Regions from separate parts of the Homo sapiens genome. Here region 1 is linked to region 2. A link is a loop called in an ENCODE intact Hi-C map of the cell type or tissue named here. Cell type or tissue: heart left ventricle. All regions are shown on one strand. Links, peaks and the distances in the headings refer to the core of each region. The heading gives the core; the rest is flanking DNA. Region 1 has its middle 30 kb from the start of EN2. Region 2 overlaps EN2-DT (EN2 divergent transcript).

Region 1 (6,230 bases), core at 775-5,774, 48 kb before region 2:
CTGAGGCCAACCATGGCAACAGCCAGGGCGCGGGGGGTGGAGCCCGGAGCCGGCCAGGGCAGCTCATCCAAGCCTCGGCTTCCCCTTCTCACGGAGGGAGGGCCGGACGGAGCAGCCCAGGACTCCCAGGGGATGAAAGAACATTCCAGAAACCCAGCCCCTGTGGCAGGCCTTTAGGCAGCCCCGGCTTGCTGGGTGCTGCAGGGGGGCAGAGGGGAGTTTCCGGTTCCTGGAGAAATCGCTCCTTGCTCCTTAGTGACACTTGCTGCTAATATTAATTGTAAGTGTGTGAAGACAGCACCAGCAGAGAAACCAAACAACCTCCTGTAGCAGTCCTGGTGTAGAGGAAGAATTTCAGCCTCGCCCGAGGCCCGGTCTATTCCTGTGAGGACTTCTTCCCTGGTTCTTTTCCTTCTGAAGCCGTAGCCTTCTCGGATTTGCCTGCAAGGGCTACCCTGGAACAGTTGAGGAGCCTCATTGTCCCCCATCCCTGCGGGCACGGGGGCAGGACACTCCCTAGCCCAGGCTCCTGATTAGAAATGTAAAAGAGTTTCTCCTGCGGGAGCAGATGCCCCGCCACTTCCTGAGAGGTCCCTCCTTTTCTCTTAAAGACGCAGGGCACACAGAAGACGCAGCCATGCGTGCAGCTGGGCGGGCCATTCAGCGCCCTGCCCTTCCTGGGCTCTGCAGTGGCCGGGGCGGCCGCGTTCAGCCTCTGCTTCTGGTAGCTTCTGAAGCATGAAGGCCTGGGCAGCGGTGCTCAGGACAGTCCTCCCTGGGCGGGGCGAGGCCGGGAGCTGGGCCCCTGTCCCCCCGGTTCTGCGTCCCCGGTTCCCTCCTGTGATGGGAGGCTGTGACTGAGGGAGCCTCCCCTCGGCGGTGTGAAAGTGACCACGCTCTGCTGTCCTTCCAGGGAAGCTTGATGGTCCCAGCCGGTGCCGCTCCCTGGTGTATGGGATGGGGTGCCTGGATGCTGCCTCTCTCCCACTGCCTGGCAAGGTGGACACAGCCTGGGCCCAAAGAGAACAGACACAGAGCCGCCCGAGGGGCCAGCCTGCCCCACCGGCACTGGGCACAGATCTGTTCCACAGCTCTGGCTTCCATGGCTCTGCGTGTGTCTGTGGTTGCCCTCATGCCCAGTGCAGGTCCTCACCCTTCTGTCCCAGCCTCAAAGTGGCGGCCTCCCTCCCACCTGCCCTTCCACCTGCTGCCAGAGAAGTCTCTAGAAGCAGGCCTGCGATCACATCTCCCTGCACACCACCACTGACTCTCAATGCACCCGAATGAGTCTGGGCCTCCACGTTGTCCCTCCAGCTTTGCCTTTGTGTACCTGGCATCACTGGGCAACAGCATGATTCTGCCCCTCCCCGGGCAGTGCCTACAGTTGCCCCTTCCTGGCCTTACCAGCTCCGGTCCCAATCCACACAAGACTTGTCTACCCATGGAGTCCAGGCCCCTGCTCGTGGGGGCCTACCCTGGAGGGGCAGGACGGGGCGGCATCCCGAGGGTCGGCCTCAAGAGCATCCCCGGGAGGCTGAGACCTGGCTGAAGTGGGGAGGTGGGCACCCAGTTTCCCTGAGGCTTCCCAGCAGGAGAGTGTGTGCGCGGTGGGGGGGTCTCACTCCCAGACCCCTATGCTCCTGACTCTGGAAGATCAGTTGTACCTGCCCCGCCCAGCACAGTGCCTTGCCTATCACGAGGGAAACTCAGCGCTGAAGTCCCCGTGGAGGCTGGAGCCTAAGCGTCTCCACTTGTAAGAAGGATGGAAGTCACAGCTGCCTCACAGAGCTGTGGTGAGGGGTTGCTGTAACTTCAAGCACACAGCACAACACCTGGTACTTGGGACGCAGCCGTGTCAGTTCTAAGACACACGTGGAGCTTATCATCCAAAGTGAGCTGCTTGAGAAGTTGCAGAGGGGTGGGTGGGGCAACAGACATGAGACGAGCCATCCGGATTTGGGGGTTTCCAGCTCCTATTGTTATAGAAAATGCTCAGCAAAGAGTATTTATAGACTGAGTAAAATTTTAAGCAGCCAGGTTTCTTACGAGACTAAATGAGAAGTGGCAGGGAGGGGCCGAGTAACAAATGTGACATGCAAGGATCTGTGGGTGGTGAGAGGGTCCCAGACAGGACTGGGGCTGGAAGATGGCTGTGGAGACAGCAAAGGCAGAACCCCTGCAGAGAGAAGAGCTCGCTGTGCAGGACGTTTCCAAAGGGTGTGGCTGGGCGTGGCTTGGGCAGTCCCCTCATCCTGCCAGTGTCCCCCACAGGGAGGTGGTGACAGCCCTTTTGTCCCTCTCAGGGTTGCAGGAGGAATGAGATGAAGGGCTTACCCTCAGAGTGCTTAGAGAATAAAATGGGAGGATGCAGCATTGCCCAGCTGAGTCCAGGCCTGGGGTGGGGTGTCCCTCCAGCTGCAGGGATGGATGTCAACAGCAGCTGAGCACCAAGGGTGGGAGGGCCTGGGCTAAGGGGGCGAGGAGCTGGCCCACGCTGGGCTGAAGGATGCAGCCAGGGTGCTGGACAGAAGGGTGATGGTCGAGGGTGGGCCAGGGGATCTCTGCCGCCTTCCTGCACACCTGGAGGGATGACTCCTGGGCAAGGGCCACCAGGATGTCTGTCTTGGGCAAAAAGTTAATTTTCAGGGAAAAGCAGACCATTTTAGCTTGGTGACCAGTTTGCCCTGCCCAAGACCAACCACCACCCAAATGCACACCCACCCTCACCCTCAGCTGGGGGCCTCCAGGGGCACAGACCTTTAAGCAGAGTGCAGTCTGACGGCTCGGTGCCCCATTAACGTGCGAGTGACCACAGCCAGCTGCTGCCTGAGTTGTTTCTTCCACCGGGCGCTGAGCACGATTGGACTGTCAGCCCCCTTGTGAGTACAGAGGTTCGGGCCAAGGTCACCCCACCCAGGTGATAGAGTTAGGAGGAAAGCCCAGTGTGAGTCTAGACGGCAACGCGGTGGGCTGGAGAGAGGGCAGGGCTGAAGGAGTGAGGGTCCTCCTGCAGCCCCCAGGCCAGATCAGGGAGCAGAAGGACGAGGATGCCCTTGGGTTTCCCACACGGGCTGGAGGACTTGGAGAGGTGTGGGGACAATAGCAGACAATGGCTTTGTAAGCAGAGATGCAGACTTGTGCAATGGTAATAACGACGGCTCATGTTTCCCCAGCCCTTCACACGCCAGGGCTGCCCTAAGCTTTTCGTGAACATGATTTCCTTTAATCTTCACAATAGCCAAAGTAGGCACCATCACCTCTCCTTTACAGAGGAGGAGACTGAGGCCCACGGGCTGATGGCTGGACTCAGCCGGGGCTAGCTGTAAGCCTGTGTCCCTCCACGGCCTGTCCTGGGCAGAGGGCCCCACACCCGCCTCCTCCTCAGAGAAGCCACTGTTCCAGCATGATCGGAGGGAGGGGCAGGACCGCTTGCAACTCCTTGCTGTCCATGGTCACTGGGCACCGATGGGCGTCTGCTGGAGACAGCATGCTGGGTGCCCAGGTGCTGAGGGAGAGAGGGAACGACGCGGGGTCTCCCGCTGCGGGGAGGACACCATGCCCTGTCTGGAGGCCCAGACCACGACTATGAAAACCAGCAAATAACAAGCACTGGTGAAGATGGGGAGGAACTGGGGCCCTTGTACCCTGTGGTGGGAGGGAAAAATGGCTCAGCCACCGTGGAATGCTAGATGACGGCTCCCCAAAAAACGAAACCTACAATTACCATATGGTCCACATTTCCACAGCTGGGTGTATATACCCCAAATAACGAAAACGCAATTTTTAAAAAGAGGGTCACACCACAGACAATGTCTTAGTGCCAGAGGCTGAAGGAGGTCAGAGGAGGGCCAGCAGTGGGGGCTGCACCATCTCCTGGGAGCTCCCCAGGGCTTCCTATACCCCAAGTGTAGCTCACGCTGGCCTGTGGCGTTGAATGAATGAGGACTTGAGTAGGAGGCTGAGCTAAGTTAAGTGTTCCCCACCCTCTCACCACAGTCCCCTGAAGGCATAGAGTCCTGATGAATGTCCTTCAGATCCAGAATAAATAGCAGGCGTTGGGTTGAGATGGCCTGGCTCAGATCCCTGAGCTCCAGGATTCCTTTCCTCTTCTCTGAGTCCTGCACTTGGAGCCAGCACGTGCTGCCTGGTCAGAGCACATTCCCAGCCTCCTCGTGCTTGAGTGTGACCATGTGGTGACATTTTCTCAAGGAAGGTCAGGCTTGGCCTCTAGACGTGGGCCTTGCCACTTCTCCACACTTCCAGCCGCGGAGTCTGGACAGTGAGGCCACTCACAGCTTTGGCCGGGCAGATGGCAGCGAGGCCCTGGGGACGAGGAGAGCCGTGCTCTCCAGTACAGTAGCCACGAGCCCCATGTGCCACTTTATTAAAACCAATTCAAATTAAACAAAATTTAAAATTTGTTTCCTCAGTTGCACTAGCTCAATTCAAATGCCCAGTAGCCACAGGGACTGGTGGCCACGGGATGGGACAGCACCTGCTCAGGTCACTTCCGTCATCACAGAAGTTCCATCAGGCAGCACCCAGGAGGAGGCTGGATTTCTTTTCTTTTCTTTTCTTTCTTTTTTATTTTTTGAGACGGAGTCTCGCTCTGTCGCCCAGGCTGGAGTGCAGTGGCACGGTCTCGGCTCACTGCAAGCTCCCCCTCCTGGGTTCATGCCATTCTCCTGCCTCAGCCTCCCGAGTAGCTGGGACTACAGGTGCCTGCCACCACGCCCGGCTACTTTTTTGTATTTTCAGTACAGATGGGGTTTCACCGTGTTAGCCAGGATGGTCTCGATTTCCTGACCTCATGATCCGGCCTCCTCGGCCTCCCAGAGTGCTGGGATTACAGGCGTGAGCCACAGCGCCCGGCCGAGCCTGGGTTTCTAAATGACCCCTAGGAACACAGCTGCCCCACAGTCTGGGGCCCGTTAACAGCAGGAGGATGTCGTGACAGAAGCAAACTCCTGCGTTCCCTAGGTCACTGTGTTTTGGGGACACTCTGTTATGGCACCCAAGCTTTACATATGTGTATCTGTGGATGTATGTATTTATACATATGTATCGCGGATGTATGTATTTCTGAACGCATACGTGTTTGTGTGTAGGCTTATTCATGTGTATATAAATCAGGCCTCAAATATATAGGTGGGTGCCATTGTGACTGACAAAATGCAGAACCTTTTAAAAGCCCCTTGGAGCCCAGAATTGTTTGTTTGACTTTGTATGTTTTCTCAGAAAGTACTAAAAATATAACTACCGTCTGGCTATAGACCTCAAAGTCTGTAGATATTAAAAAATAGATTTTTTTTTTTTTGAAATGGAGTCTCGCTCTGTCACCCAGGCTGGAGTGCAGTGGCGCAATCTCAGCTCACTGCAACCTCTGCCTCCTGGGTTCAAGCGATTCTCCTGCCTCAGCCTCCCGAGTGGCTGGGATTACAGGCACCCGCCACCATGCCCAGCTAATTTTTGTATTTTTAGTAGAGACAGGGTTTCACCATGCTGGCCAGGCTGGACTTGAGCTCCTGACCTCAAGTGATCCGCCCACCTCAGCCTCCAAAAGTGCTGGGATTACAGTCTTGAGCCACCGCGCCCAGCCAAAAAGAAATCCTTTTACCTGCAAAGGTTGGCAATCATGGAACCAGATGACAGTGACAAGTAGGGTCTGTGGAGGAGACAGAGGCCTCCTGGGTTGGCTTCTTGCAGCCTGCTGTGCCCGGAGCTGCCATGGGCACGGCTGGATTTTGCCCACTGGCCTGGGTACAAAGCAATAGGTGGAGCAGATGATTTGAAGCGGGCAAGGCACACAAGAGTCCCCAGGTGAAGAAAGGACTCAATTTCCCATCCCTGTTTACAGATGCCAAACCTGAGGCACAGAGAGGTTGAGTCCCATCCCCAGGGGCACACAGCTAGGAGAGGCACAGTCAAGCTTCAGAGCCAGGCGCCCTGGCCCCAGCCCTGCTCTGGATACCTTGGCGGTGGCTGGAGTGGCACATGGAGCTGCAGCCATGGAGGCGTGTCTTGCTTCTTTGAGGCCTCACCGCTGAACTCGCAAAAATCTCCCTTTACCCCAGTCTCCCCAGCCAGCCAGGTACCTGCTGGCCTTTGTTCAGGCTGTCAGATAACAGGCAATTGTGTGCTTAGTTCTCTCTGATGTGAACAACTCCGCTGGGAATTCTCAGCGACAGTCAAGAAATTAATTTTGTATAGGTCAACAAGCACCTTGTGCT
Region 2 (6,230 bases), core at 370-5,369:
AGGGTTCTACTCCCTCTGAAGGCTCTGGGGGAGGATCTTCCCTTGTCCCTTCCAGCTTTTGGTGGCTCCGTCAGTCCTGGGCGGTCCTGGGCTCCCAGCTGCATCACTCTAGTCTCTGCCATGTCATCACTGGGTGGCCTCTTCTGTGTGTCTGTGTCTTCTTATGAGGTCACAAGTAGCATCGGATTAGAGCCCACCCTAATAAGCTCATCTAACCTTGATTACATCTGGAAAGATCCTATTTCTAAATAAGGTCACATTCACAGGTATTGGGGATTAGGACTTTAAGTTATCTCTTTGCTCGGCCCCTAACGGAGGTAGGCAGTGTCTGGATTCCAGCACCCTTGTAAGTCTTGCTAAGGACCTCAGCCTTTTTGTGGCACGTTCCTGAAACTCTCTATTCCTGCTTCCTCACATGTGAATTGAGAGAGCATAGCACTTCCCTCACAGGGCTGTAGGGGAGTTAAATGTGCTGTATGCAGAAGGCACATAGACAGTGCCTAGCACACAGTAAGTGCTATAGGAGCCTCGCTTTTTTTTTTTTTTTTTTTTCTTTTTACAAGACGGAGCCTCGGTCTTGTCGCCCAGGCTGGAGTGCAATAGCATGATCTTGGCTCACTGCAACCTCTGCCTCCCGGTTTCAAGCAATTCTCCTGCCTCAGCCTCCTGAGTAGCTGGGATTACAGGCGCCCACCACCCAGCCAATTTTTTTTGTATTTTTAGTGGAGATGGAGTTTCACCATGTTGGCCAGGCTGGTCTCAAACTCCTCACCTCAGGCGATCCACCCACCTCGGCCTCCCTAAGTGCTGGGATTACAGGCATGAGCCACCACGCCCAGCCTGCTTTGCTATTTGTATTGCTATTTCTCCTAAAGGCAGAAGAAAGCCACCCAGAGTTTTCCAGTGGCAGAGAGGTAAGTAGCATGGAGGAAAAATCAGTTTTAAAGCTGCCCTGTCCGATGTTATTGCCACTAGCTCCATGCAACTGTTTACATTTTAACTTATTAAACTTAGTAAAATGGTCAGATCAGCTCCTCATCTCATGAGCCATGTTCTGTGGCCAGAGAGTGCGGCCCTGGGCAGCACAGATGGAGAACAACCCATTGTGGTAGAAAGAAGAGCCTGTAGGCAACTGAGAAGGAGAGGAAGCCACGTGCATAGAGGCATGGGACCCAGGGGAGGGGTCTCAGCTGACAGGGAGGGTGGGGAGAGGGCATAGTGGTAAGCCTCGGCAGTGGCAGAGCCCTGGGAGGGGGGAGGGAGGTGTCCTGGCTGAGCAGTCAGTGGTGAGATGGGGACCCCGAATGAGAACAATGACAGTGCAGGTGGTGGCGATGGTGACGATAATTTCCAACATTTACTGATGGTAGAACAGGCATCACGGGCCAGACTAAGTCCCAAGCCCCTTACAGACAGTATTCCTTGCTCACTTACTCCTTCCACACCCCACGAGAGATGGATTATTTGTATGTCCATGTCTCAGCTGACAAGGCTGAGAAACAACAGGCCATGTAACTTGTCCAGTTCGCAGGGTGAGGAAGTGGTAGGACGTGGATTTGAGCCCAGGTTAAGAGCCCAGCGGTTGAACTCAGGGAGCATCTTCACGTCCTGCAGGGACCTTCTTATTGCCACGATAGTAGGGGCATGCCACTGGCGTTTAGCGGGTAGGGCCCCTTCCCAGACATGTGTGGGACAGCCGTGCAGTGAGGCCTGTCTATGCCTCGACGAATATCCCACTGGACTCTGGATGAAGGGGGCTGATGGCGATGCTCTGAGCTGGTGTGTCGCAGTTACAAAGCACTGTTTGCGTGGTTTTGATCTAGGCTATGAATGCAAGCAACGGGGAATCATGGAATTACTGTGCTGGGCTTTCCTAGAACTTCACCAACGGCTACCTCTCCTTTTGGACAACCCCATCTCCGCCAACAGGACCACTGGGGATTGAGGGGCTAGGAAAGCCCGGATGCCCCTTTCTCTGGTGATTACATCGTCTGGTGCAGATGTGCCTGGGCAATTACATGTGGAAGTATGTGTTACTTTGTTACACATTTATTTTTATGTATTATTTTATTACAAATCACTTTATTTGTCTATTACAATTAACGCAGGCTATTGGTTTTGTAAGAGCATCAGTGCACAGGTGTCCATGTTTTTTATGAGCCACACATTCGGGGAGTGAAGGCTGTGGTTCACTCAACCTCATGACAGCCCCAAGGGGTGCTTATCTGTAGGAGCTCTCCAGAGAAACGGCAGATGGAAGAGCTCCACAGGTGTATGGAGAGGTGTATTTGAAAGCATTGGCTCATGTGGTTATGGGGCTGGTTAATCCAAAATGCCTGCAGCAGACCAGCATGGGGGGCTGAGCTGCCGCCTTCAGGCTGACTTTCTTCTTCTCTGGGAACCCTCAGTTTCTGCTCCTCAGGCTGTCAGCTGATTGGACGAGGCCACCACATCACAGAGGGGATCTCTGTTACTTAAAGTCAGCCGAGTGTGGATGGAATCACATCCACAATGTACCCTCCCAGCAATACCTAGATAAGTGTTGGATGAATCACTGGGTACTGGGTACTGTGTTGCCAAGTCAACACAGAAAACTCATCATTTAGGCTCAAATCAGATCTAAAGTAAGGATATTAAAATGCAGGTTCCCGGGCCCTACCCCAGAACGACTGGGCCTGACTCCCTGGGCATGAGACTTGGAAACCTTCATTTTAACAGATTCCCCAGATGATGGGACCCCAGTAAGGTCTGGAAACGTCTGGTGCTGCGCTTTAGAAGGGTGGTGCAGTTCCCTGCAAACCGGTCACTTCCTTCAAATGCACCTGCCATTGTCAAGCGAGGGTACTGTTGGCAGGGACAACACAGGGGCTGGGTGGTGCTGGCCCTGAGTGGGGAGAGGTCAGAACAAGTACTCAGCAGAGGTGGAAGGAAGTGACCCCAGGCTCTCTGTGTGGTTACAAAGCCTCAAATGTGATGCCCTGGCCTCTCCACGGAGCCAAGCTCACCCGAGGAATAAGTCACCTGACGTGGCCGCTGCTCCTACCACTGGGTCCCATCACTGCAGCCCTCCTGGAGCAGACTGCAGCTGGCCACCACTTGCTGAGAATCTTCGTGCCTACAGGGCCCTGGAAGGGTTTTCTTTGGGGAGAGAGGTGGGAGTAGAGATCGAGGGAGGCATCTGCCGTTTGTTTCTTGCAGAGGTTTCCTCAATCCTAGAGCAATCCACGCCCCAGGTGGGGGCCTTCGGGCTGCTGGGCTCCTCCAGGAGGGAGCAGTCACTTGGAGCCCAAGTTTCACCTGAACTGAGTGGTCCTTTGTGACCAGGAACACTGTCCATCAGACAGTCGCTGCTGCTCCTGCCAGGTCACAAGGGCCGGAGAAAAGCCCATGGTGCCAGCTGCAGGCCCATGGGTCCTGCGGGCGTTTGGCAGAGTCAGTGTTCGTTTTGAGCATTTGGGGCCCGAGCTTCAGAGGAGAGTTCAGCGGGAACAGGATTTGCTGTGCTCCCGCCCACCTAAGGGGGGTTAGCTTTTCTCGGGGTTTACGGTGGCAGTGAGGTGCTCCGGATTGTTTTTTAACATCAGAGGAGATTTATTTACAGAAACCGAGGGTGCCCGTGATGGGGACATGCCAAGTCCTGGGCACCGCCCCTCCTCACACCCTGACTGCTGGTGCCGGGTGCAGTTGACAGATGGTGCTGGGTCCCCTGGATTCCCACAGCTGGACTGCCCAGGCAGGGCCACCCAAGGGACTCCCTGCATGAGGCCCCGCGCCAAAGAGTGACCTGACACCTCCCCCTCCCCTGGGAGCAATCACTGGGCATGGGTAGTGTTTTGGGTGTTTTTTATTTTTCAATTGTGTTTTCCACAAGCAAACTGGCAGTTCCTCCTAACTGACTGGATGTGTGTTGGGGAAAAAAAAGTCCCCACTTCAGCCTGGAGGGCAGAGACAGGACAGCACATTCTCTTCTATCTCCTGGCGAGCCTGTCCTGTGGCCACAGCTGGTCATGCTGCCCCAGACAAAATGAGAAGGTGTCAAGTCCATATTTAGGGCCATTCTTTGCCCCTCCAGTAGCTGGCCCTCCTGGGGCACCACCGCAGCACCCTCACCTCCCTCCACGGTCTCCTTATCTGGCTCACTTGTCTTGTGGCCCAGGATGCCCTTCCTCATCTGATCTAAGAAATGAATCTCAGCCAAGGTCGGATCGCTTGATAAACTCACCTCCCCCACGCCTGGGTCACATGCTCACCAGGAGAAGTTAATAGCTTAGCCCAGAGGACTGATGGCGTGATCAGGCTGATCTTGAAAAGGAGACGGCCAAGGGCTTGTGAATTTAGGGAGCTTGGAAAACCCCTCCAGTGCTGCCCTTGACTGTGAGGGGGTGTCCTTCTTTCCTAGGGGGACAGAGAGGCCCTGAGGTGGGAATGGCCCTGGTGGGATGGCCCTGAGAGTCGGGGGCACAACTCGGAGTGGCCTAGCCTTCCTGTCTCCAGCTCTCTGCCCCTATGCTGCATAAACCCGGCTTCTCCTGGTTCTCCTTTGTCAGAGAAAGACACAGGCACCTGCATGGAAGAGACTGATGTTCAGCTCAGAGGGTGAGAGGAATAAAAAAGGAAGCATTTAATTTGCAAACTTTAGACTCCTCCACCCCGCCGTCAGTCCTCTGGGGCATTACAGGAATGTCAGCCCTTCCTGAAGCCTGGATCCCCCATGGGAGGCAGAAAAGAGACAACTGGAGCTGTGGGTGGGGGGCAAAGCCAATCTGATGACTGGAGAGGGAGGGTGGCCCCTGAGGGAGGGTCCAGAATGCCACCGGCAATGATCCCAATAGGGAAACTGAGGCCTGGACCTTTAATTGCAGATCTTCCATTGTGTTTGCCTCACCATAGGCAAGACTCAGGCTTACACTTAGTAATGTATCTGAGGAATAGATGGGAACCCTGCGCCCAGCCCACTGGAAGGATAAATGACTCCCAGATGGCACTTGCTGCAGGAATCTAAGCCCCCGTGGATGTGGCTGTCACAGCTGACCCAGCACCTTGTTAGCCTCTTCCTCACCCTTCTCCTGTCTCCCGCCTTCCTCACCTGGCCTCAGGTGTCACCACACAGCCCTGGGATGTGGGGGTGCATTTCCTGTTTGCCTAGAGCAGTTGCTTAACTGGAAAAAGGTGCAGGCAGGTGGGGGGCCAGTGCTGGCTCTGGGCTCCTTGGAAGCTGCAGTCCCCGCAGTCCCCTGGAGTCGGCTGTCCTCACCTCTGGACTCCAGGTCTGAATGCTCACCTGTTACTGTGTCCCCCTCTTTTCCTTGTTTAAGGCTTGACTACTCAGGACCCCTGGAGTCATTTCAGGTTCTGCTTTCCTCAAAGTGGAGCCCACAGTAAGATGCTCTAAAACTTCCTGCTCCCCTTCTGAAATGACTTCCCATCTTTTGAGAATTCGTGAAAGCTTTAGCGCTCTGGAAATGTGTGGGTGCTCTGAGTCACCTCTGTTAGTGAGGCAGGAAGCTGGACTCAACTCCAGAGGTGGGGCTCATACACTGGACCCAACTGAGGACTAGCTAAAAGGGATAGGGCAGAAGCAGCTTTCCATAAGCCATACCCACCAGTGTGCCATGCCAGTTTACCATTGCCATGGTAACACCTGGAAGTTACCACCCCTTTCCATGGTGACAACCCAATGACCTGGAAGTTACCAACATTTTCCTAGAAATTTCTGCATAAATTGCCCCTCAATTTGCATATAATTAAAAGTGGGTGTAAAGGTGAGTGCAGCCCTGCCTCTGAGCTGTTGTTCTGGGTGCACTGCCTATGACGTAGCCCTGCTCTGCAAGGAGTGGCCCCTCTGCCTCTGCTGTGCACTGCCGCCCCCATAAAAGCTGCTGCCCAACACCACTGGCTCGTCCTTGAATTCTTGCCTGTGTGAAGCCAAGAACCCTCCTGGGCCAAGCCCCAATTCTGGGACTCACCTGCCCCGCATTATTAGGAACTGTGTCCACTTGGACCCCCAAGTGGTCCCCTCAGTTAATTAAGAGTTCTTCTATGATCAGAAGGAAGCCAGCACAGGGTTGGGATGCGGGCTCTGGGATTGCACCAGGGAGCTGGGCTCTTTCTAGCCCCCCACAGTCCAGCCATCAATCAAACAGACAAACACATTGACAAGAGAGCTTCATGCTGCCAAAAGCTTAAAAAAAGGCAAACAGGGCCGTGTGTCATGGTCAAGAGTGCTGGGT

Evidence for each region. Hi-C counts contacts between places; a loop is a spot of excess contacts. Peaks named below come from ENCODE experiments on the same cell type or tissue, not always from the same donor. Only the 100,000 strongest peaks of a DNase experiment are listed, where the experiment ranks them.
Region 1: it touches region 2 in a loop (5-fold over the local background); 1 of 110 quality-filtered maps calls a loop at or near these places.

What each region holds. Positions count from the first base shown.
Region 1 is chr7:155,484,922-155,491,151 of GRCh38, reverse strand. No RefSeq gene overlaps it. Among named protein-coding and RNA genes, the nearest start is that of EN2, 30 kb to the right of the region's middle. RefSeq lists an enhancer at 533-1,266. In heart left ventricle, for the core only: no CTCF peak of the experiment used is centred there; no DNase peak of the experiment used is centred there; H3K4me3 peaks cover 18 bases; H3K27me3 peaks cover 4,340 bases.
Region 2 is chr7:155,436,968-155,443,197 of GRCh38, reverse strand. All of the region lies in intron 2 of EN2-DT (EN2 divergent transcript), which reads left to right. Among named protein-coding and RNA genes, the nearest start is that of EN2-DT, 17 kb to the left of the region's middle. RefSeq lists a silencer at 2,451-2,666. In heart left ventricle, for the core only: no CTCF peak of the experiment used is centred there; a DNase peak (open chromatin) is centred at 3,307; H3K27me3 peaks cover 5,000 bases.